Regions from separate parts of the Mus musculus genome. Here all the other regions are linked to region 1. The links are chromatin loops, found by intact Hi-C in ENCODE. Cell type or tissue: left cerebral cortex. All regions are shown on one strand.

What was found. Peaks named below come from ENCODE experiments on the same cell type or tissue, not always from the same donor. Only the 100,000 strongest peaks of a DNase experiment are listed, where the experiment ranks them.
Region 2: it touches region 1 in a loop (7-fold over the local background); 2 of 42 quality-filtered maps call a loop at or near these places.
Region 3: a loop joins it to region 1, with 4 times the contacts of the local background. A loop is called at or near these places in 4 of 42 quality-filtered maps.
Region 4: a loop joins it to region 1, with 3 times the contacts of the local background. A loop is called at or near these places in 2 of 42 quality-filtered maps.
Region 5: it touches region 1 in a loop (2.4-fold over the local background); 2 of 42 quality-filtered maps call a loop at or near these places.
Region 6: it touches region 1 in a loop (2.1-fold over the local background); 5 of 42 quality-filtered maps call a loop at or near these places.

Annotation. Positions count from the first base shown.
Region 1 is chr9:29,800,797-29,804,796 of GRCm38, reverse strand. It overlaps a transcript of Ntm not described here. Among named protein-coding and RNA genes, the nearest start is that of Gm15521, 170 kb to the right of the region's middle. In left cerebral cortex, CTCF peaks have their summits at 105 and 1,665 (motif pointing left); DNase peaks (open chromatin) are centred at 777, 1,196, 1,585, 2,293 and 1 more place; H3K4me3 peaks cover 495 bases; H3K27ac peaks cover 1,926 bases.
Region 2 is chr9:30,262,929-30,266,928 of GRCm38, reverse strand. No RefSeq gene overlaps it. Among named protein-coding and RNA genes, the nearest start is that of Gm26435, 27 kb to the left of the region's middle. In left cerebral cortex, a CTCF peak has its summit at 1,923 (motif pointing right); DNase peaks (open chromatin) are centred at 793 and 1,938.
Region 3 is chr9:29,659,523-29,663,522 of GRCm38, reverse strand. It overlaps a transcript of Ntm not described here. Among named protein-coding and RNA genes, the nearest start is that of Gm15521, 29 kb to the right of the region's middle. In left cerebral cortex, a CTCF peak has its summit at 1,872 (motif pointing left); DNase peaks (open chromatin) are centred at 1,568 and 1,868; H3K27ac peaks cover 410 bases.
Region 4 is chr9:29,749,564-29,753,563 of GRCm38, reverse strand. It overlaps a transcript of Ntm not described here. Among named protein-coding and RNA genes, the nearest start is that of Gm15521, 120 kb to the right of the region's middle. In left cerebral cortex, a CTCF peak has its summit at 1,992 (motif pointing left); DNase peaks (open chromatin) are centred at 2,012, 2,829, 3,015 and 3,484; H3K4me3 peaks cover 910 bases; H3K27ac peaks cover 1,398 bases.
Region 5 is chr9:30,138,370-30,142,369 of GRCm38, reverse strand. No RefSeq gene overlaps it. Among named protein-coding and RNA genes, the nearest start is that of Gm26435, 150 kb to the left of the region's middle. In left cerebral cortex, no CTCF peak of the experiment used is centred here; DNase peaks (open chromatin) are centred at 958 and 2,051; H3K27ac peaks cover 2,074 bases.
Region 6 is chr9:29,958,447-29,962,446 of GRCm38, reverse strand. It overlaps a transcript of Ntm not described here. Among named protein-coding and RNA genes, the nearest start is that of Gm15521, 330 kb to the right of the region's middle. In left cerebral cortex, a CTCF peak has its summit at 2,379; DNase peaks (open chromatin) are centred at 1,128, 1,565, 1,893, 2,435 and 2 more places; H3K4me3 peaks cover 2,708 bases; H3K27ac peaks cover 3,050 bases.

The DNA of each region.
Region 1 (4,000 bases):
TGTTTAATAAAGCTATGAATGCATCGTGCAGGTCCCTGGTCATGCCCAGCCTTCAGTGGGAATGCCGATTCATTTGCTAACTCTATGTGCGATCTTTGGAGGAATACTATGTAATTCTCTGTGGCAACACTGCCATCTTTACATCCTGTGTGAATTTGCATGCACGAGAGTTCCGATTTCTCTACTTCTTCACGCCTGCCGTTTTCTGGTTTTTAAATAATAGTCATCGTAATGTGTGTGAAGTAGCTTCAGATTTGCATTTCTCTAATGATTAGTATGTTTTCATGTGCTTATTGGAAAATTACCTATCTTTCTAGAGAAATGTCTACTCGGGTCCTTAGGCTAGTTTTTAAATTGTGTGTTTTGTTGTTGAATATATAAGTTTTGATTATCGGGGACTACGGAATTGGAACTAAATGTCACCACTCAGTGCGCAGGCTTATTTGTTTTCAAGTTTAATAAAACAGTTGGGCCTTACTGAGGTGTCAGTCTGGGAAGGTATTTACGTAGTGGCATTCTTGTCATCATTGCTGTCGTCCTAGTGTCTTGGTATTTCAGAGATAAGTGACACTTCTGTAGTCCCCTATGGCCAGAGGTAATAAAACTCATAGCAGATGCAGAATACCAAGCAAACTGAAAACCCAGAGAAACCACGTGAAACAATCCAAGGATGTAAATCACACATGGTGAAAGCCATTGGATTAGAAACACATTATCCTTGTCTGATTCGCTAACACCCACATGCTCCAAATAAGCTTGGAGTTTGATTTACACCCTGACATTTAAGGAAATGGGAAAGGGTGATCTAGTTCCATCTTGATAAATGCTTCCCCCAACCCCACCCTGTGTCTGCAACACCAGCCTGGGAGAACAATGGTATAGGGGAGGGTCCTAATCATATAAACAGGCACCTGGGCCAGACAGGGTAGCCCCTCAAGTGACCAGCTTTCTGCTTAGCATTGACTGGATCCTGCATCATCAAGTACAGCCAAACAGCTGTCTGGGCCGAGGATAGGAGCCAGGATTTCAGGCTTCAATTCTAGCCTTGTCTGTGTGTCTTCCCTTCTGGAGAGTGCAGACAGAACCCTTAGGTGCAGGTTGTTCCAGGATCTGCATGAAGCAACACATGTTCTGCATGAGTAGCCCAGCTGATAGAAAAGGCAGAGATGCTAGAGAAGGCAGAAATGCCGAGAAGGGGGCGGGGACATCAACAGTGACACACCTCTGCACAGAAAAGCAAATGGGCCTCTTTGTCCATCACCAGAGCCGTAGTTTAATAGCCAGGAGATTACATATTGTGTTTCCTGTGGATTTGAAGGCCTTGCTTTGGAGAGATAGATGCCCCCCAGGCAGGGTCCCCAGAGGTGGGCTATTTTCTCCTGCTCTCTCCTCCTCCCCTCCCAGAGCCTTTGCTTGCCAAGCAGTCCTGTGCCATAAACACTAATCCGTGCAGCTCATCTCGGAGGGAGGTTTAGCTGCATTTGTGAATTCAGAATGAAATCCCTCTCTTCCCCCAGTCCAAGTGAACAGCTGGCAGGAGATACTGATAGCAAGGAAAGAAGTCGTCACTTTGTTGGATGTTATCCTGAATAATAAGTGAACTGCTGACGACATTTCTGAGAGCTCCAGAAAACTGCCACCATCCAGCCTCTGCCACCACCTGGCCGCTCAGCAGAGCGAGCAGTCTCTGTGCAGCTCGAAATGTGGGTGAGCTAGAATAGATGCTAAAGGGGAAGTTGGGTAAATGTTGGGACATCGAAGCTCTGATACGGAGACAGCCCTATATACATGCACAAGCACACACACACACAAGCAGACATCCATGAGGCACTCATGCACGCGTGTGCACGTGAAACTTTACCATCCTTTGTAATGGTTAGCTTGCTGCAATCACTAGATAGATTATTAAGAATATCTGAAACTTGGTCACCTCTTCTGTAAAATGGGAGTACTAGTTTACCAAAAAGCCTGTTAGGACTAGACACCAGCGTGCGGAGGTCCACAGTCTGTCACAGGCACTCAGTGACTTATGGGTCTTTACTTCTTCACAGATAGAAAAGAAAACCGTGTGTGTACTTATCACTTTGCCTAAGTAAGAAACCTTACTGTGAGATTTTGGGGAGACGCTGGGGGCAGGAAGGGAGAGGACATTTTCTCAGCTCTGTATTCCTAGGGTGCAGAGCCATTATTGCAATGTCACTTGCAGAAGCAGTTGCAATCTGGCCACCAGTGAGCCAGGTGCCCGCCTGAGTGAGCGCCTGGAGCACAAAGCCCTTCAGAGCATGCTGAGCCCCTGATGACTGCGGACTCAGCCCGCCCCCAGCTGCACAATCACGCGGCACAAATCCCTGTATTTTCAATGGAAGGAGCCGCTCCAGTGGCTCTAAAGAGAGAAGGAACCACCACTGAACATGTCTTTAAAATTCACATCGGCTCTGCCTCTCAGGGGGCCTTGAGACTGCTTATGGAGGGAAAGTACATGATGCTCATTTATATGTGTTGTCCCTGTGGCCCAGGGTGGCCCAGGTGACAGCTGTTAGCTCTCTGGGACCACAGGAGCATGATGAGCCTCAGGCAGGAGAAGAACTTAATTAATCAGTGCATTGATTAAATACCTACTATGAGCCAGCCTCTATGATAGGCACGGTGGGAGATAGAGAACAAAAGCAGACAACCTCTGGTATCTGGAGTTCTAGCTGAGCTGCACTCGAAACACATGCAAAACGTTAGACGTCAAGGTAAGAAATGAACAAAAATCTGATCCAATAATTCTAGACGTTGCATAATACTCTGCTCCATGATTAATTGCTAAATGGTTGGCAATGACACTAAGCACTATGGGAAGAGATCAATCATTGTGCATTTACAATTGCCTTCTGCAGCCTTTGACCATAAAATGACCAGGTATTTCTAAGGATTTCCCCACCCTTGCTTATTTTTGAAGTCTGACAGTCTGTACCCTGTTATATAGATGACATAAAAATTCTTTTCTTTTTAAAGATGTATTTATTTGTTTTATGCATTTGAGTACACTGTCGCTGTCTTCAGAAACATCAGAAGAGGGCATCAGATCCCATTACAAATTGTTGTGAGCCACCATGTGGTTGCTGGGAATTGAACTCAGCACATCTGGGCAAGCAGTCAGTGCTCTTAACCGCTGAGCCATCTCTCCAGTCCCAACATAAGCATTCTTACTAGATGCCCCCATCCACTCCCATTCTACAAGTGCATGTCTGGTCCTTACACAGCCAGAGGGAGAGGGGGAAGAAATGCAATCCAACTAGAAGTCAACGTGTCCAGTCCTCTGTACTAATAATATGCCTCAGCACAGCTCTCATACACCCTGACACAGTCTATGCAGCTAGCTTTCTCTTGACACTACCAAGTACCCAAAGTCAAGACCTGGGATGCTTGGACATGGATCTTCTCCTTTGCATAGAATGGTGACTGGCACTCAGCAGTCCCTTCAACACATGGTTGAATGAATGTTCATACAATTCTACTGACTTAATGGATCCTCACTGCCAACACATATATACAAGGGAACTGTGAAATGAGGACAATGTGTTTCCAGAAAGAAAGGAGCCTCCGATATCAAAAAAAGATTATATTACAACCATCAAGGCTTGGAACTCACCATATATTTCCTCCTTACTTGAAGAAGAATTCGGTAGAATGAGGGCAGTTCTTTGTTATGTTCCATTGAATAGGTTCTTTGCTCCTGCACCAATGGCAGTATGCTGGATTTCATTTAGGTTGCAGAATAAAAGAAGGGTGGTCATCCGAAGCAGGAGAGTGCAACAGCCTAGTGTCACTAACAGTTCCATACCTACAAGGTGGACATTGTGCAGCATAGTAATAGGGACATTGATGGCACACAAATGACCAGAGCCCAAGAAATATCTGCTGAGCATATACTACATGTTCTCAGCACTGACCAGGTTACTGTATGGAGAATGCACCCAGAATATGATCCAGAATGTATTAAGCATGTTGTAAT
Region 2 (4,000 bases), 460 kb before region 1:
GGATCCAAGTTCAAGTCCAAGATGACTGTTAACTGTGCACATCCTCTTGTCTGTGACAGGGAAACAGTTGTCAAAGCAAGCAGGAGAAACCATTGCTAATCTGATAGCAGTCCCTGCCTTAGAAATTTCTCCCAGTACCACTATGTAGGTGTTTTGTTTAGATTCTATGGTCTTCCAATCAAACTGATTAAAGTCTTGGGACTTCTAAACCTCTTCTTAGACAGTGAGTTGCCAGAAGGAAAAGAAACGTAATCGATACCCTTGATTCTAAGATCTGCCCCTTGTGAGGGCTACCTGCTTATTCTCTCTAAACCTCCTAAGCCCAAGGCCTCCCATGCCCAGATTATCGGTTACTATACACTTATTTATGCTCCATCAGCCAATATCCTTCAGCAACAGTAGCAGTGGCCTTGATTTGTTTTCTAGTTTTACAGCTGTGTTGCTGGGAGAGGTAGATGGAACATTTAATTTGGCATTAAATTCTATTCTGGGGCCTCGTCCCCTGTGGCAAAGGTGATGTGGATGGTTTGCATTTATGATTTTGCTCAGTTCGACTCGTTTTTATGCCCAGGGAAAGTTTTTGCTGGAGCTCTCTTGCTTTTCTTGTAGTTTGATTCCTGATTTCACATAAAGCTGTTCATAGGGCGAAACAGCTTTGTATCCGCTGTCTCTTTGTACCCGGGCTACCGCTCTCCATCAGAACTGTTGCCAACACCCCGCTTCCTGCATACACCTGCAGAGGGGGTAGAGCATTTAAATTTTGAGCAGAGTTCTATTCTTGAGGGATGTGGTCTGTGTCAGGCAGACAGAGTGGGGAGACTTGGCAGCCAATCTGCCTGCCAGGCGAAGAGATATGCCCTGCTCTGCCTCTGCTCTGCCTCTCCGTTTTGCATTATTCTTCTGATTTCAGAGTGCAAGTCACAGGAGAGGGTCTACTTACACGCACTCCCTTCTTTATCCTTGAGTCACCTTGGGCAGGGCCAGCAAACAACTTGTTTTGCACGTTAGCATGGCAGCATCACAATGCGTGGAAGATTGTGATCCTCTCCCACAGGGAGGCTTTGCTGAGCCTGGGGGATTGCTGAGTAGCTGCTGCCCCCCAAACCTGTCAGCAGCTCCCATCTTTCCAAGACCCAGCAGTTCAGAATATCATCCACATACAATAAACAGTTCACCCTCAATTTCTTCCCTCTACCCAAACACTGACCACATTAACCCTGTCATCTTTTTTGCTTGGCCTCTGTCTAGTCTTTTTCCTTTCAGTGTCTTTGGCTAGTGGTGTGTGTGTGTATGTGTGTGTGTGTGTGTGTGTGTGTGTTTAAACAAATGTCAGAAGGAGAAAACAATGAAACATCTTCTTGGGGGGCTTGGTGGAGAGCTTCTGGAATAATCTCAGGCTTCTCTTCCGACTGCTTGTTTTTTCTAAGGTTTTTCCTTTTTCTAAGGTTTTTCCATAGTGATTTTTTCCCCATGTAGGCTGATACCTATATGAAGTGAGCTGTCTGGTAGAACCAAGACCCCTTTCTTTCATCAGTCTTTTTTTTTTTTCTTTCTTTCTTTTTTTTTTTTTTTTTGCATTCGTGACAGCAAAGGAATAACAGGAAGAAGGAAACTGCAATTAAATTGCTAACCCTACAAAGGGCAGGAGGCCGCAGACAAAGTTAATTAAATTGCAGAAGAAGAAGAAAAAAGAAGAATGAAGAAACAAAACAACCCAGCAATTAGCACCCATGCAGCAATTACTTTTATAATTCCTCTGTTAACGGGTATTCAGGATTACAAGTATTTCAGGACACGAAGAAGCAAGCATTGCCTCTATTCTACACACAGAACTTTCCTGCTGGGTACTCAGGTTTTGTACCACTGAGTTAGAAACCCCAGTATCTCCAGGCTAAGACGTTGTGAAGGTACTCCCAGAGTCTACCACTAGGTGGAACCCGTGCAATGCATATGTCCAGCCCCCAGGGGCTTTGGGCAGCTGTGAAGCCTGAGTCTCTGGGCTGGAGGGCAGCACATGAAGAGAGTGGTACTTTGTTAGGAGACTCCATTTCCCCTCTAGTTAGAGTCCAGCCGCTATTGCTCCCGCGCGCGCACACACACACACACACACACACACACACACACACACACATTCATTAGAAGTCTAGTTGTGCCCCATTGGTTGCCTTTGTTACTTCAGGGCATCTCTGACGTTGCTGGGAACCTCCCATTTTGGGGTGATACTTTGCCTTTCTCCACTTTATACAATTAGCGGTCTAATTGCCTGCCCACACTGAGCCCATGTGTGCTACTAATTATGATTTATTTAAAAGCTCCACTTTGGCATTCTTTGTTCTCCACTTCCTGGTGTTGAAGGGCTAAGGGAGAGATTTAAGTAGAAACTCTTCTGAATAGGTTTTAATTTCTTCTATATTCTCTAGACTCTTTCTGCCAGGTTTAAAATCCAGATAACTTATGTATCCTAGCATCCTGCTCGTCACTTCTCTCTCCAGCAGCAAAAGGCACCAGGAGGGTGTGGCTGCAGTACCTGGAAGGAAGGAACGTCTAACATTTTAGTTTTCTATTAGTGTATTCAAGGTTAAACCCATACATGCAACTGCTTTCTGTAGATCTCTACCAAATTATACAGTGGCAGTCCTACTGTGTGCATCATGGAGCCCCAAATTAGACAGTGGCAGTCCTACTGTGTGTAGAATGGGACCCAGATGCTTAGCTCCAGACTTGCCCTCTCTGTTATTTTATGTTTTCTCAGGCCCAAACCTGACAATCTCACTCTCCCAGTTGTACTGGATTTGGTCAATTTCACTTCCGCCTACTTTTCTGCCCACCATGTTTTATTTACTACTGCTGCTGTTGTTTTTTTATAATCCTGCCATTCTCACCTAAAGTGTGGTGGCAGTCCTTACATTCTACGGATCCAGACTCCTCCTGTTCCATGTGCTATGGTCCTCACCAGTGTCAAAGCCTCAAAGACTTCAGGACACCTGGCCACACCCCTTCCTGACACATTCTGCTCCTGTTCCCCAGGGTCCTCACCTCCAGGAGGTGGTTTCTACCCCACCCAGATGTTCAGCCCCTCGGGCCATGCTGCCACCAGGTCACACAGAATAGAAAATTTTTCTTGTCTGAAAAAAACAAACATTTTTTTCCATGCTTAAACTTGACCTGACCCTGAAAGGTCTATAACACCCCCTCCCCAGTGTTACTAAAGCCTCAGGAAATATCTCTGCCAGAGCCCTTTACATGGGTCCTTGAACTCACCTTTTCTTGTAAGTTTCCCAATAGAAGTTGTAAGCTCCACAGTGCTAACATGGGCCATTCAATCCCTCTGATACCCCCAGGTGAAGAGACTGGCACTCTTTCTTTCTCCCCCCACCTCTCTCTCTCTCTCTCTCTCTCTCTCTCTCTCTCTGTTATTTGTGAAGGGATAGAAGATAGGAGGGAGGGAGAAAGGGAGGAAGAAGAAGAAGAAAAAGAAGAAGAAGAAGAAGAAGAAGAAGAAGAAGAAGAAGAAGAAGAAGAAGAAAAGAGAGAGAGAGAAAGAGAGAGAGAGAGAGAGGACTCTGAGGCTCACAGCAGGTCCCTCATTCTCTCCCCTTTAGTTAATTATTATCTAAATGAAGACCCGCAGGGCACATGGCATTTTGCTTGAAGCCTGGGGGAAGCTCCCTACAAAGTGAAATATTCATAAAGTATACAGATGCTATACATGGTAAATACATACCCTGAAGGTGAGGAGACATTTGATAAAGAGGCTCTGGGCAAAGCATAGGACTCCTAATCAGAGCAGAGCCTTGGATTCTAGGAATACCTAAACCAAGGCTGGCATGTTGTTTCGGCATGGGAAAGTGCTGTGCTGTCCTTAGAAAAGGCTACTCAGTTGTGGAGTGTGCCTCGACAATCTTCCCCAGGTCCTCCTCCTCTGCAGTATCTGGCTCATCTGCAGGGCTGGCTCACCTCTGCTAGCTCCATCGCCAAGTGGCAGCACAGAGACCCAGCT
Region 3 (4,000 bases), 140 kb after region 1:
TTTCCTCCAGAGGAGACCATCTTTGACTTGGCAGAGTGAGCCCATGGCTCAGAGCCCTGCAAGACCAGCCAAGAGTCAGCGGTATCTGAAGCTGAGGCCTTGAGAAGATCTGCAGGTCACCAGAGATTGACAGAATTGCCAGGCACCAAGGGTTGATCGAAGAAATTGTGTCAAAAGTGGCAGAGGAATGTGTCTCCTGAGGGCTTTGTGGGTGGATGAAATGTCCTTGGTGGGGGCTGGAGCCCCTTTGAAAGTCACATAAAGGTTGAAGGTTTGGTTCCCTAGGATAGCAGCAGATAGTCTGCTCAGGAATAAAGAGATCCATCTTCTTGACCCAACTCCAGGGTACTGAGCTAGCCTTGTCATCTGCATCATAGCAGTGGATAGCCCAGCACACTGGTGATTCTTTACTGTGCTATGCTCAGCTGTTGACCCTCTCTTTCCTCCTAAATGTATCGTGTGGATCTGAAGCAGACTGGGGCAAGGGAGGGCAGGTCTGAGTGTAGCTGCCACAGGGGTGTGAGTTCCTCTTCCCCATGAACACCTCAGAAGTATGGGAGGAAGACAGAAGGAACTGCAATGTGGGGGCCTTGCAGCAGAGCACAGACACTCGCATGCCTTCAGGATGCAGGCAGCCAAGCTGCTCCTCTAAAGGCAGCTACAGTTGCAGCATACCCAAGCTTACACAGCAAACACACTCCAAGCCACAGATGAGCCCAGTTCCACATGACTTGGAAAGCAGGGTGATACCCCAGCAGACGCGTGGCTGCCCAGGCAGCTGGTACTCCCTACAGTCCCCCTGATAGTCCCCATCATGTCACTGACTCTTGTCAAGGTCTGACTCAAGCTGCCTGATATCATTGTCTCTGACTACAATGACTTGATCAGCAAGGATAGGGCAGGGAATTGCGTCTCAAGGGCCATCAGGTGACAGAGAAGGCTGTATGAGAGTGCCTTGATCAGGTGAGTTTTGTAGAACTCTTGGTACATGCAGGGGGCCTAGTGGAAATTTCTAGAATGGAAACACTAAAGACTTTGCAGTGCTGGGCCACTTGGAGAACCTGTGGAACTAGGGCTACCCAGGGCTCCTGGGTGGGTGGGTGGGTGGGGCATATTCTTGGTCTGGTATTCAGCTATAAGATGGTGGTAGCCTCCTCCTCTCATCATAGCCTCCCTGAAAGGAGGCCCATCTGCCCAGCACCCCCTTGCATTTCTGTACACCTCAGGGAAATATTTTCTGAGAAGTGCTAATTATCCCCCCCCCCCCACCATGTCTGTCTTCACGCCTGTGAAGGTGAGTGACTTTCTTCCTGTCTCCTTATAGTAATCCTGGTCACCCACCTATCTGTGCAAATGGACAAAGCCTCTGATTATGAATGGCTCTGAATGCTGCTGCAATTGTGTTTGTTTCCTATAGGGAAATATAGCAATTGCTATTTGTTCTTGCTAGGTGGAACCCATGTGAGCATCCAGGAGCTCTTATAGTCACTGTTGGATCCCTGCCATCTCAGTTCTTCCTTGGAGGCAGGAGAGCAGAGCTGTTACATGAACACAGCTTTTTAAAAGTAAAACGCCAGAACGGGGACTTGACATCCCCAGTTATGGAAAAGGAGGTTCCTTTGAGGGCCCTTCCTTGTGCCCAGTCTGTTGGTGACAGACACTGATGGGTTGAAAAAGCATAGAGAAAAGGGGAGGGGAAAATAGCATCTTGGGAAGATAATTGACTTTGGAAAAATGCTATGTCTGAGATGGAAGAAGGAAAACAAGTGAAAATATGTTATTTTACAACCTTGGTCCTCCTGACCTCATTGAAAATAAATATACACACAGCAGGTACAGCTTAGTGGAGGTCTAGCATGGGGTACTGGCGCCCTCTTGTGGCCATAGGAAATAATGCTCTCTTTTTCCTCTTTCTTTCCCTCCTTCCCTCCCTCTTACTGTCCCTCCCTTCCTCCCTCCCTCCTTCCCTTTCTCACTCCTCTATCTCTTCCTCCATGAGTATTTGGTCTCTCTCTCTCTCTCTCTCTCTCTCTCTCTCTCTCTCTCTCTCTCTCTCTCTCTCTCTCTCTCTCTCTCTCTCTCTCTCTCTGTGTGTGTGTGTATACATGCCCATAGTTACCAATAAAGAAGGTACATTGCAGAGAGGCGTGTTTGGGCATCCCCTGAATTCAAACTAAAATGTTTTGAGAAATAACTGCAGTTTCTTGTTTTCTCAAGGCATTTTCATACCAGAAGAGGAGATGGTGGCACTGAAGATAGGAAACCCATTCTTAAAGATTAGTTTGCTGTGTGTGTGTGTGTGTGTGTGTGTGTGTGTGTGTGTGTGTGTGTGTACAGCCGTCGTGGTCTCAGCTTCACCATTTGTAAAATGATGAACTTGAACAGGGGAACAGGGTTACACCTCAGTTTCTTTTGGCCCATGACAGCCCCTGAGGAAAAGCCAGGCTCTAGGAAGCTGCCAAGCCATGACAATGACCTAGGAATGGAACTCCTTGCATTAGAATTGCAACAGCCTTTTGTTTCCATTCAATGGTGCAAAATAAGGTCCACGTTGAACCCACTTGGCAAGCCTAAGTTCCCTGCCTGCTTACCTGAAAAGCTCCATCTCTGAAACTCTCAGAAGGAGACACAAATCTTCCCTTTGAGAGGATGCTACCAGGGACCCCCACCCACCTCACTGAAGGATGGGTAGTCACAGAGCTTAGAGAGTGGGCATCACCCTGAGCTCTGGATTAGTTTTCAAAACACGGGCTAACTGTTCGTGGGATTTGATCTTTTATCTTCCCCTTTATTTGAAACTCAACCCAATACACTCACCAGTGAAATGAAAGCTCTCTGGTAAGCCAGGCACCCCACAAGGTGCCTCTTTCCTTCTCCATCTCTCCATATGTGGAGTCTTTTGTCTTTTTGGATGTTTAGCCTGTGTGCAGACCTCCGCCTTCACTGGTACTCCCACCTCTTGGGCCTCCACCTCCAGATCCATCTTTGTGTTTATTGTAGTGTGAGACCAAAGGATCTTTGCTGTGGAAACCCCTGGGATACAGCTGTTCAGCAAGACAGTGATTTCCCGCGGCTACACTGTTTTATTAAGTGTGTTAAACAGCCAAGCAGCTCATCTGTCAGCCACTGTTTGTCAACTGGTTATCTTGGCTGTCTCCCAATAGATAAGGGGTTGTTTCCCCAACACATTTAAAAATTCTTATTACTGCCTGTGATGTGACTTCACTAATGTTATTATTATAATTCATTTGTATCTTACACAGGCTACAATACAGACCAACCCTTTGCCAAGTACATCATCATAACTGTTTGAAATGGTGGCCATGTTAATAAGCAATTATTGTCCAGCTGTGGTGGCACATGCCTTTAGCCCCAGCACTTTGGAGGCATAGACAGATAGATTTCTGTGAGTTCAAAGCCAGCTTGCTCTAGATAGTGAGTTCCAGGCCAGCCAGAGGGACATGGTGAGACTTAAAAAAAAATGTAAAAGCAATTGTTTCTTGTTGAGGGCCAATTATGGGAAAGAAACTTTAGTTTCAGAGTCTTCTATTTGTCATGGATGCTCTGGAATTAGGGTAGTGTGCTAACTAGTTTTAGTAGGTGAAGACCTGAAGGCTCAGCCAAGCTGAAATGGTTTCTGTGGGTTGTCAAAACTACTGAACTCTAGAAGAGATGGAGAGAGGCCTGCTTCTAAGTCCAAAGGCTTGACACCGTTCATGGTGACCTTTCTCTCTTTGGCCATGTCCCTGACCTTTCTCCATTTGGCTTCTTGATTCAGAAGAGTCACTGGCCACACATACACACACACACACACACACACAGACACACACACACACACACACACACACACACACACACACACACAGAGCTGAATAGTGGACCTCAAAGACCAATTGTCTCTGAAATATATAAACCTATAGGAAGGAGTTGTTTTGAGTTACGTAAATGCTACTGGGTGGGAAAGGAATGAGTGATTTTCTTTTTAATTGCATATGGTGAA
Region 4 (4,000 bases), 51 kb after region 1:
TGTGTATTTATAATTATCATTGGTACATTCCCCTTATCTACTAGAAGATAACCTCTTCTCTGACTTAATGAGTCCGGGGGTAATGCACATAACATTAGAGTTAAGCTTCTCTCTCTCTCTCTCTCTCTCTCTCTCTCTCTCTCTCTCTCTCTGTGTGTGTGTGTGTGTGTGTGTGTGTGTGTGTGTGACACGTCATGATCTTCAACTCTCTCCTTTCCCAGGTTTTATTATGCTGTCTGAGAGTTCCTTTTAACCAGGATCTTAAGGAAATTCAGTAGGATAGTTTCCTTAGGGACAATGGCTCCAAATGGAGCTGGATAGGTTGATGTCAGTGCCTCCCCTTTACATGTGGAGTCCAGTCTGCCTTGCTCCCTTTGATGATCCAGTGCATCACTAACCTGTTTCCACAGTGCCTGGGAAGTTATATTCGAAGCTGGTCTCTGAGCCCTTAGTTCCAACAGAAGGGATTATGTTCTTGGGTTTTCCAATTGGATTAGGACTCCTATGCGGAATGCCATCCTGCTGGCCCTGGGAAGAAGAGAAGTCTGTCTCATCTCTCTGTACCTAGAATTTAAATAGTTTCAGAGAAGTTTCAAGCCCCTTAGCGGTAACTCAGCACCTTATATTCCCTAATACATCACACAGATGTCCCATTATCTAATTGTAAAATCCTTGTAGCAAATAGATATTAAAACAGTAAATCTAAGGTATCTTTTTCATGCTGTATTAAGGCAAAATATCTGTTAGCACTGTGTTAACACAAGACAATATACTGCCCTCACCTGCTATTTTTCATACGCCTCCAGAAAAAGAACCCTAGTGATTGCACAAATCGGGGAAGTGCGTTGTCCGTCCTTTCAGACTCACGGCCTTCCACAGATCAAAGAACATTTTTTAAAAAAATTTTAATTAGTTACCAGACCAAGTGGCCTAGGAAGTGTAAATTCATATCTGCTAAACCCAGATGGAGACTCAAAAAGAGAGGAAGCAGTGCCTTCGCATCACAGAACATTTTCCAGGCAGAAACTTGCTGAATCCTTGCATGGGCTCAGAACTAAGTAACAAGCCATTTATCCTAAATTGCATAAGGGTTGTTTCTGCCCTGTGGTTCTCCATAGACAAACCCTGTGAAGTCTTTCATCTCCACTCTAGAATCAATTACTCCTTTGTCCCTAAAGTCTCCAACTAGGATATGTGATATGAGCACCTACTATGTGCACATCTTTCTAACAATGTAGATGCCCCTTGCTGTGGGGGCTCATTTTAGTCACAAGTGATTAGTTTTCTTAGATCCAGAAAAGTACCATGGTGGATGATGCTCTATCAGAGCTCAAACCACACAGGCCAGGTACCTTTCCAAGAGGCTATCGTCCTTCATCCTCACGGGATGCCTGAAATAGCAAGTAGTGTTAAAACCTCTTCAGACTGGGTTTTGGTTATGGATACATATCTGTGAAGTTTAACTGACATATGTGTCATAGTATGAGATTAACAGTAACTAACAGTACAATACAATGATATACACAAAGCTGGAGCAATGGCTCAGTGGGTGAGAGTATTTGTTGCTTTTGCACGGGGCCTCAATTCTGTTCTCAGCAGCCCTGTTCCCAGGCACCTGTAACTCCAGCTCTAGGGCACTGGTTATTTTCTTCTTCCTTCTGCTGGAACCTGCACTCATGTGCACATCCCTACATTCAGACATCATGATTACGATGAAATAAATCTTTTAAGAGACACTAAAACCCCTGTCATCCTGGAGTGGAAAGTATGTGAATATGGTTTCTTGTATGTGCCTGTGCAGATGTGACTAGCTGAAAAGCTAACACCCTCACTTTCTTGTGATGGTGGTGATGACAAGCCACAAGAGGTAAAGCTTCAGGAAGCAAAGCTGGGGGTGAGGGCAGGCTATTGTACACTGGGGTTAGTGGAAGTAAAAAGGCCAAGGCTTAACTGGCTACAAATCCTTTGTGCTGACACCTGCTGGAGAGAAGTGGAGCTCATGTCTCCAGGTGGCTGCCCTATGATTTTCTTGAGGACTTATGAAGCAGCCAATCACATAAAACCACTTGCAACCATTCCCAATACCTGTGATGTCTTGAAAAGTGATCTGGTCAGCACCTAGTTTTTTTATGACCGCTACCCACCCAGCCAGCACTTTCTAATAATACTCTGCCTTTAGCCCCCAGGATCGCATAGCAATCTACAAAGATTAATTAGAAGTGCTTTTCAGTGCTCCTTCTTGGTAGAGACAAGAATGGAAGCTACTAAAAGGGAAGTAAATTAGCCTCCCTGAGGGTTGGAAGGGAGGGTTCTGCCTGAGGGCACCTCTGGTTCAAGCCAGGGCTGTATTTGAAAACCAAAACTCTTGAGACCTGGGAACCAACAGAGAAACAATGTCATCAGATACTCCAAAAGGATTTAAGTGTAAGAAAATAAGGAGGCTGCCTGTGTTTATTCTTTTACTTGAAAAATGATGTAAACACCCAAATTTGTTACTATCTCCTTCCACGCGATTCCTGGCAAGATGCCCAAGATTAACTGACGTTTTGAGAGATTCCAGTATCCACACCATAACAGGCCCTTGCACTCTGCTCTTCCCTTAACCAGAATCTGCACCCCCATTCCTGAGAAGCTTGAGGGGCTCACAGGGGTAAAGGCAACCGTTGGATGCCTGTCTGTTTGGAAGCCGCCCTAAGCCTGGTGCTTGGTTCCTTCGGCAAAGAACCTGGAGTGGTGGGAGAGAAAGGCGGCATCGGGCCATTGAGGAAGTGCAGCTGCAGAGTGCCAAGGGGGAGGGGCCGGAGCTTCAGTGACGCTCTGTTTTATTCTTGCAACCAAGGCACAAATTAAAGCAAAATTAGAGACTTTCTTCAGGCATTGGATGACGGGAGGAGAAGGAAGATGGGGAAGCAGAGCTTTTAAGGACAGCGATTTGAGAACATCCGAGACAAATCAAGCTGGTGGCTGACTCTCTTCTTTTTTTTTTTATTGTGGAGTACTTACTGACTTTCCTTTTGGATTCCGGAGGGCTTCCCTTCCCCCCTATCTTTCCCTTTTTGCACCACGTACATGTAAATGTGATTGAGGAGTCTCTCGCCAGATCTGCTGCCTCGGCAGCCTTCCTGCCAGCTGGCCAGGCTGGGGAACCACGCTGGAGGCTGGCTGTGATGGACTACTTCCACAGGCTGCCTGGGGGGAAGTTTGCATCCGGAGGGGCTCCAGAGACCCTCTTGGCGGTTGAATAGCCGAAGGAAAAAAAGGCGAAGATGGAGGACCCTTTCAGCAGACCCCAAACCTCTTCTCTTGGCCCTCAGAAGACGTCCAAAATACCCCCACCATTTCGCCTGGCTAGACATTGGCCGCTGTTGTCAGTGTCCCATTCCCTGAAGAATTTCTGATGCTCAAAGTCCAGGTAGATCTAGAAAGCTATGCTCCACACCCTCCTTTCTCTTTCCAGCTAGGCTGTGCCAGTAAAACTCCAAGAGAATCTTATGCAGTGCTTACCCCCTCTAGACTACTGTAGCTGGTAGACAGCCCTAGTGTTTCTGGACTCAGCTTCGGTCTGTGTTTGTCTCCTGCACCTGTCTCCTTCCCACCTTGCCCTCAGATCGTATCCATTTCTTTATATTTTTTTTCTTACCGTCTTTCCTTTTCTCTTATGATGTACCAGACCCTATCTTCAGTAATTTGACTTCCCAAAGAGTCTGTGGAGCAAGCTCACAAACTCTTAGGGAACCTAACCTTGCCTGTTACTGACTGGTAACCTGTCTTTAATGTTCAAAGAGATTATATTTTCTCACAGGAATTTGGGGGAACTTAGGGGTCATCATTGGTATAGGTGATTGGCAGATGTTCACCAGGATATCTTAGGAGAGCTCTTAAGAACCTCCCCCTGACCCTAAGGATAATCACATCCTAACCCCCTCCCAATAAGCAGGTAGTATGTTTATTGGCTCAATTATAACTGATAGCGTAAAAACAGCAAAAACAGTTCTCATCT
Region 5 (4,000 bases), 340 kb before region 1:
TGAGAAAAGGCTTAATTAGACAAATTAAGGTAGCTTAGATGACAGATTTCAGATTTTCCATTCAGACTCCCATTTCTCTGGCTATAAAACCACTTGCATTTCCCAAACTTTATGACAGCTCTCAGGGACCTGCCACAAGTAAGTTTCTGTTTGTTTGTTTGTTTGTTTGTTTGTTTGTTTTGGGGGTAGGGGCTGGGGAGAGGGAGTTCTGTTTGCCAGGAGCAAGTACCCTTTATAATTTCTCTGGTGTTTTCCAATCTCAAGGGGATTTGTCCCTTTCCTGTGCAGAGGCTGTCTGACCCTGGTGAATAATATAATAATATCTCTTTGAAGTGTCTGATTTAACCAAACAGCTTCTGACTGAGTTCCAGCCTCACCATTGTATGGTGTCTATTTTCTCGCAGAGCTTGCAGTCTGTTACATAGGACAAGTCCTCCTGTCTTGGATGACTCTGTGCATTCATTTCAATTGGGAGAACTCACAATGGCTGCTTTAAAATAGTTTCCTTTCCCAAACACTCCCTCTGAGCAGGCCCACCCTCTTCTCTCTTGTTAAAATGATACTAACTTGGCTTTTCAGCCATATAAAGGTTTTATATGATCTATTATGGGATGCTTTAATTATTGTTGTTTATTTATTATGATTGTCTTTGAATTGCCACTGAGAGCCAATGGTGACTTGGCAAAGGCCATGAAAAGGCAACATGACAGTAGTTTTATTGACTAGGCAGTAGGCCTGGATTGTAAAGTGGAAGCCATGAAGCAGATGAAGGCAAAGGAGCATCTTCTAGACTAGGGTGATTTCCTTGGCTCAGTCATTTTTTTCTATACGAGCAAGTGCTCTTGGATGGAAGCTGCTAAGAACTTTCTCAAGTCTTTCATAGCACTGGGTAGGATTGGCTTAAAGAAAACATGCTGTACTTCCTACACAAGAATAGCACCAAGCCCACTCCCTGTGTGCTTTCCAGAAATGATGCTGGCTCTGCTAGGATCCAGCTATACACCCACTCGACCAATCCCCACTGTGATCTTGGCCAAGGACCTAGTGAAATGAGATGCCCTATAAGGCCATTTCTATTCTCCACTTGGCCCCACATTCTAAGCGGCATTGCCTCATAGGACATAGGACTGTAGAAGTCAATGCTCTGCAAAGAATCTTGCTTGAAATTTGGTGTACTTGACCATCATGATTCAGACAACAACAATGAGTTTTAAAGACTTCAGTCTTATGCTGACTACACCTAACTCAGCATCTTCTTTGGAGAATGGGGCTTGGGAGGAGACAAGAGTTGCGGCATGGGATTTTCAGATCTAGTTTCTATCTTTGTAGAACTCAGAGTCATGTGGGGAGAAACAGGTGCATAGACAATCAGAAATATCCCCTGACAAGTGTTCAAAATTTGACTGCACCCTCCTCTATGCTTTGATAATGTGACATCATTAACAAATGGTCTATGATAATATTCTGAGGCACAGAAACAAAATGTCTGTGCATCTCTTGCTGGGGGAAATCATGTGTTTGTCATCAGGAATGAAGAACGGACAATCAGCTCTTTGAGGGCGGGATCTCTCCATTTGTTCATCTCTTTTTCTTTTGCACTGCTTGCTCATGTGTCTCTTTAGACAGTGAAGCCTTCCCCTTTTCCCTTCAGTGCTGTAGACTTTGATGAAAATGATAGTGTGGGGGGTGGGGGGAAGAAAATCAGATCTGCCACAAAGGATGAAAACCTCACTGACAGAGAGGACAGTGAGGAGGGAAGACAGAGTAGTAGTCTTGGATGGGCAGATTGCCAGCCCTGGTGGGAAGAGAGCAGCGTCTTGGAAACAGGACTGGGCCCCTGAGCAGAATGCTGTGGTGATGGGGAGAACCAGTCCAGGGTCTGATCTATGGAGGAAGAGAGGAAGCTGGCCTTCTGTGTGCAGAATGGCCAGGAGCCAGGCCAGCACGGGGAATCTTCAAGGGGATAAATACTCAGAGATTTCCAACCCTTTTGGGACAAGTGCCAGGGAAAGAGGCCAAGATTCCAGGGAACACAGCCAGGATGGGGTTATTATAATCCCTAGGAGGATTCATTTGCCAACTACTAAAGCAAACGCAAGCAGCACCCTGAAATGGAGACTAGCTATTTTGGAGCAATTAGCCATTGGTGCCTGCTGCTGCCTTTGGAGAAAATCCAGTAGCCAGAGGGGGAGTGAGGAAGGCAGGAAGTCCTGTTGGCTGTAGAGCGATGCTCTCCTTAGTACCTTTCCTCACCTGAAACATCTGACTATACAGTCTTGGCCTAGGCTTCCAGGTCCTGGGCTGATGCTTCCAGGTGCCCTCAGGATGACAGGGAGCCACAGAGCTATTGAAGAGCCTGGAGCTGACCACAAGCATAACGCCCAGGCCAAGCCAGGCCAGATGACTCTTTTCTTCAGTGTTCAGCCCTGTCTTGGGGACGCTTTAAGACATCTGCCTTTGAGGGACAAGAAATGATCAGCTATTGTAAAATTTTCTTGTATCTATGCATAGCTTTTTTTTTTCTGGTAAGAATTTTCAAATAGTTATCAGAATTTTGAGGGTCTAGCCACTCCCCATTTAAAAAAAATTACTGGATTGTCCCATCCTTAGACAAAGAAAGTCTAAAGAAGTCTTTACTACACCCATTCCTATTAGTGCTGTCAAAGGTAGAGTTCATCTCATTTTTTTTTAAAGATAATACAGTTAGAATCTTGACACTGCCAGGCACCCCCCACAATGGAGAAATGGAGATGTGGCTCATCTACAGCCCCTAAACAAGGCTGGCTAGCATCTCAATATGATCTTGCTCAAAGTAAAGAAGAGATTCACTTCACTGCGCCATTTTCCAGGTGTGTTATGATAGAGCCATCGAGGCAGGTCAGCACCTCCTAGCCCGAATGGGAATCTGAACTTCCCTTTGAGGGTTCTTCATGGCTCTCTGTTAGAACTTCAAGGAGGTACGTGCTCCAGCAAGCTCTATGATGGATGCTGAAAGGGAGTGAGAGAAGAGACAGCAGAATTTCATGGAGAAGTTTAGGTAGCTGATCCCTGTAGGGCTTTACCATGGAAGCAACCTCTTCAGAGATCAAAGAACTAACAGAGTTTCCTTTGCTCTGGCATCAGATACATAGGAGCAAGGAGACTTTCATCTCCAAGGTGGATGCTGGATGCTGGATGCTGGATGCTGGATGCTGGATGCTGGATGCTGGATGCTGGATGCTGGACACTGGATCTTTCTGAGTGCTGTGAGGTTTCTCTGAAAAGATAAAGATAGAGATCTGAGGAAGGGAGAAAGGCTTTGTGTATCGTTGTGGTTTGCCCAGTCACAGGTAGCTGTGTATTTTTTTTTCACTTTCTCATTTGTGCTTCCTGAGTTCTACACTAAGATGTCAGGATTTCTGAAGTACATAGCTGGTGGAAGGCAATACCAGTTTGTTTTAAACCTGTTTTCTTCAAACTCTGACTGAGATGAGTTATCTGCCTGGGGATGCTCACCCCCTCCCATCCCCCACCCCCAGAGGTCCCTTACCCTGCAAGTTAGGTAACAATCAGTCATATCTACATGTTTGTTCGTGGAGTTATTGGAGATTGAACCTAGGAACTCCAGATGATGTGCTCTGTCTCTGAGCTGTGCACAGCTCAGCCCTGTCCATCTGCTCCTTGTTGTGTGTGAACCTTGCTCTCTGCCCCTCCCTCTGCTTCTAGGGGCTGGGTGGGCTCCTTCCTCCAGTGTACTTGACACAGGACCCCTGAGTCTGTCATAGATTGGGCATTACTGGGCTAAGTCAAGTAATTCCTCTTGTGCTGATCTCCTTCTCAATATTCTTTTCCCACAAGACTCTTAGCAATTGTATGGAGACTGTGAATGCTCATAGGCTGTGCAAGAAACAGTCGGGAGGTTGCTGTTCTGTGCTCTCGAAGTGAGATGCTTATCACATTATATGGTTTCGGGGTTATCTGTTTGTTGGGTAGATATGGAGATATGCTTGATCCTCCCCAG
Region 6 (4,000 bases), 160 kb before region 1:
GGAAACTTTAAATATTGGCCAGTGAACTTGCAAAAGGAGCAAAGCGGGTGGAAACGCAGGATGGAAATAATCGGGTTCCTCCTGGAAGGTGCTGGCCAGCGGTCTGGCTTTGGAGAATAAATCCTTTCTCGGGAGCCTGAAAAACTGTTAGTTTTGAATCTGTTTGGGGGTGTGTTTGTGGCGGGGCTGGGACGGGGTGGGCGTTTCGAGCAGATAAAGGGCTGTGTAAGCAGTGGCGGCGGGCTGCGGTGGGCTCCGGAATTCAGGAAAGCCTTTCTAAGTTGAAAGGACAGAGGCACTAAGAGGCGAATGCTAATTTTCGGTCTACTTATTGGCAGCGGCAGCAGCTAAGCCAGGCTGCAGTTGCTGAGGCTGGCTTGCTCTCTGACCAGGTCTCTACAGTGTTCGCTCTGCTCATTTCAGGTGCATTTGGGAATCTGCTTCCACCTTGAGTCCATTTACTGCACTATGTGGTCCCTAACCCTGTGTCAGTCCTCCCATTGTGACTTCATCCTAGCCACGGAATTAGCAGCTAGGCAGCTTACCTTCCCTCCATCGTTGGGGGATCTAGGTTACCCCTTCACTATTAAAGATGTTGAAACTCAGAGACTGAGACAAGCTGAGAAACTTTGACAGGCTTGGTCCTGCAAGGTTCTCCAAGGGGCTTGGAGCCTGAGGCAGGGAGGAGGGGAGGCAAGGCTCTCCATCCAATGCAGTTGCATTCCCAGAGGAAAGTTCTGTCTGGCAGAGTGAGAAGAGATGACAGTCCCAGGGCTGCCTCCTCCGCTCCCAGTACAGTACAGAGTTCTTATGATCTTGCTGAGAATCCTAAGCTCTGACCCCTTCTGAGTGATGGGCCCTGTCCTCTACAGATCTCTATGAGGTGGTCAGAGGGACCAGGCTGGAAGAAGAATCAGATGCAAATGGTGTGCATCTTGGCTGTGGCTTAGCAAGGAAAAGAAGGGAGAAGGGCAGAATTAGCCCATGATATGGAGGTCCAGGGTGGAGGATCATGCAGGAATACCCATGAAACTGTCACGCTGAACCTCAGGGGCTCAACCTTTGAGCTTTCCATCTTGTGCCTTGGGCATTGGGATGTAGAGGTACAAGGAGACTAGAGTCATCTTCTCTTGACTCCTCTTACGTAATATGGAGCAGGATCAGTGTCTATGTATGTGTGTATGTGTGTGTGTATATATATGAGTGTACTCTGCTTATTCCTGGCACCTTGCATTACACAAACTGAGTCTACAGCCCTAATACTGGCAGTAGGGAAACTGAGTTCAAGGCCAGTGCCCCCCCCCCCCGCCCCCAGGGAAATATGTCCTTGCCTTCTGACAGCAGAAATGAAAACTAACTCGTCAAGGCATGGGGTAAGGTGTCAGAGAATAGGGGAGGGAGACCCATGTCTTCGATAACTGTCACCTGTCTTGAGAGCCTCTCTTCTGCTTCTAACATCAACCTGGAGACAACTGCCAAATCCCACCATCAGCAGCCCCATTGGCTATACCCCAGGAGCCCCAGGGCCAAACAGAATTTACATATAAATTAGCATAACTTTTCATTAGAAATAAATGCAGAGAAGCATAATATTTGCTTGTACTTCAAATAGCCCCAAATAGAGAAGTAGAAAGAAACCAATTTCCCCAGGTGAAGTATGATTTTTATAGTCTTGCTCACATCCTGGGGGCGGAGGAGGGACGAGGAGAGGCATATCTCAGATCTGGTCCCCTTCTACTAAATTTTGAATTTCCCAAGGAGAATGATAGCTTTATTTGTGCTGGCTGCAACCAGGGACTTCTAAATAGGCTTCCAAGGCTGCTCAATTTTAAGACAGTGTGACCCCTAGAGACCCCATACCACATGCCAGTGGGACATGGCAAAGGTGATGTCTGTTTTACTTTCAGGGAAGGAAGCAGAGGCTGCCAGCTATCTCTTATCAAACTTACAGAATTACTGAGGCAGCCCAGGTCTTGCCTGCAATAATCCACCCCTATTGCATTGACCCAGCGGGACTAGTTAGAATGCAGCGCACATTCCAAGGCAATTTTTTCTCCTCCTCTGTTTTTGTTTTAAGCTGACTCTTCCCACGGCTGCTACTTCTGGGTTTCTTGCCTCTTGGAAAGGTGTATGGCTCTAGTGGCAGGTTAGGGACACCCTCCCTGATCCATTTCCTTCCCCCCAACCCAGTAGCAACAGAGATGCAGTTTAGGGAGGGGGGGCGGTTAGGGGATTCAAAATGATTCCTGTGACAGGTCTGGGAGGCAGGGGAGGCATTGATTAGCTCCCTGGGGTCTGCCCTGAGAAGCACCAGGGTAGGTTAACTAGAGGAGGCTCTTTCTGGAGACTGGAGTGAGGGAGCAGGGTTGGGCACTTTCCTTCCCAGCACACTGCCCACCTTCTGCCAGCAGAGGTTCTGAAAGCCAATGGCTGGGTGCACTGCAGATTTTCTCTTTCTAGAAACCAAGCATCCCTCTTTTCGGAGATCGTGGCTCCATCCAACACCTTTCCATTCGTGAGGTTATTTTCTTTCCCAACCCTCCCAATTCTCCTCCTCTCAGATCCCACATCAAGGCACCTCCTTGTTGGAAATTCAGAATTGATGGGAGAAGCGAGACTCACTTCCCACTGTCCTTAGCTTGCAGCTGGGGTCACGGGCACCATGCAGATCACCTAACTCCCTTGTGTGCACTCACAGTAAGCTTGTGGCTTGCCTCAGCATCCAAGCTGGGTAGTTCTGAGATGGGAATAAGGTGGATGAGACCAAATAGTCCTCATGGGCAACATGTAATAATCAATTCCAGGTGATGAGGCCTAAGGCCTGCTGAGGGAATTGTGCATACTTGGAAACATGACCAGAAGGGTATGGACAAGAGAAGAACCCCTCAAAAAGGATCATGGCTGCAATGCTTGGAGCTGCCTACATGGGGTTCATCATGATCTAAGGTGTAGAATGCTATCGAGACAGTTTCCATCCACTCTTCCTGCTAGAGACTGCACTACACAAAGTGCTGATCCTCTGAGCTCAGCAATGTCAGGCAGCCAAGCAGCACCAGGCAGGAGCAACAGGCCTTGAAGATGAACGAAAGACACTCTTGGAACTGCAGCTTACAGTTTCAGAGTTAGCAGGTGCAACCTGGTTCTGCTACTGACTATTTTTCCCTTAAAGTAAACTAGAAATATAAGAATCCCTTTTGTTAGTCATGATGCTAATGACTAGTGCCCTGGCTTCTCTTCTTTTGGGGAAAGTTTCCCCTTCAGCACAGGTTCCTTTTAAGTGGTCCAAGAAAGTCACTATAAAGTACCTATCTGAATTGGGCATGGTCATCCAAGTCTTTAATCTTAGCACTAGGGAGGCAGAGACAGGCGGCTCTCTGTGAGTTCGAGGCCTGCCTGGTCTATACAGAGAGTTCCAGGACAGCCAGGGCTACACAGAGAAACACTGTCTTAGGGGAAAAAAAAAAACAGCAATAACAACAACAACAACAACAACAACAACAACAACAACAGCAAAACTTTCTAGGCTCCTGGAAAAGGAGGGAAATGCCAATTCAGATTTCTTTCTAGTAATTCACTGGGATCTCTTTGCCCATACATACATATCTGCAGAATTAGGGGACAATGACTAATATTGTCTCTGGCTGAGTGTCATAGATGGGCCAGACAAACTAGGTTATCTCATGGACTGACTAGGGTATCTCATGGACTGACTAGGTTATCTCATGGACTGACTAGGGTATCTCATGGACTGACTAGGGTATCTCATGGACTGACTAGGTTATCTCATGGACTGACTAGGGTATCTCATGGACTGACTAGGGTATCTCATGGACTGACTAGGGTATCTCATGGACTGACTAGGGTATCTCATGGACTGACTAGGTTATCTCATGGACTGACTAGGGTATCTCATGGACTGACTAGGGTATCTCATGGACTGACTAGGTTATCTCATGGACTGACTAGGGTATCTCATGGACTGACTAGGTTATCTCATGGA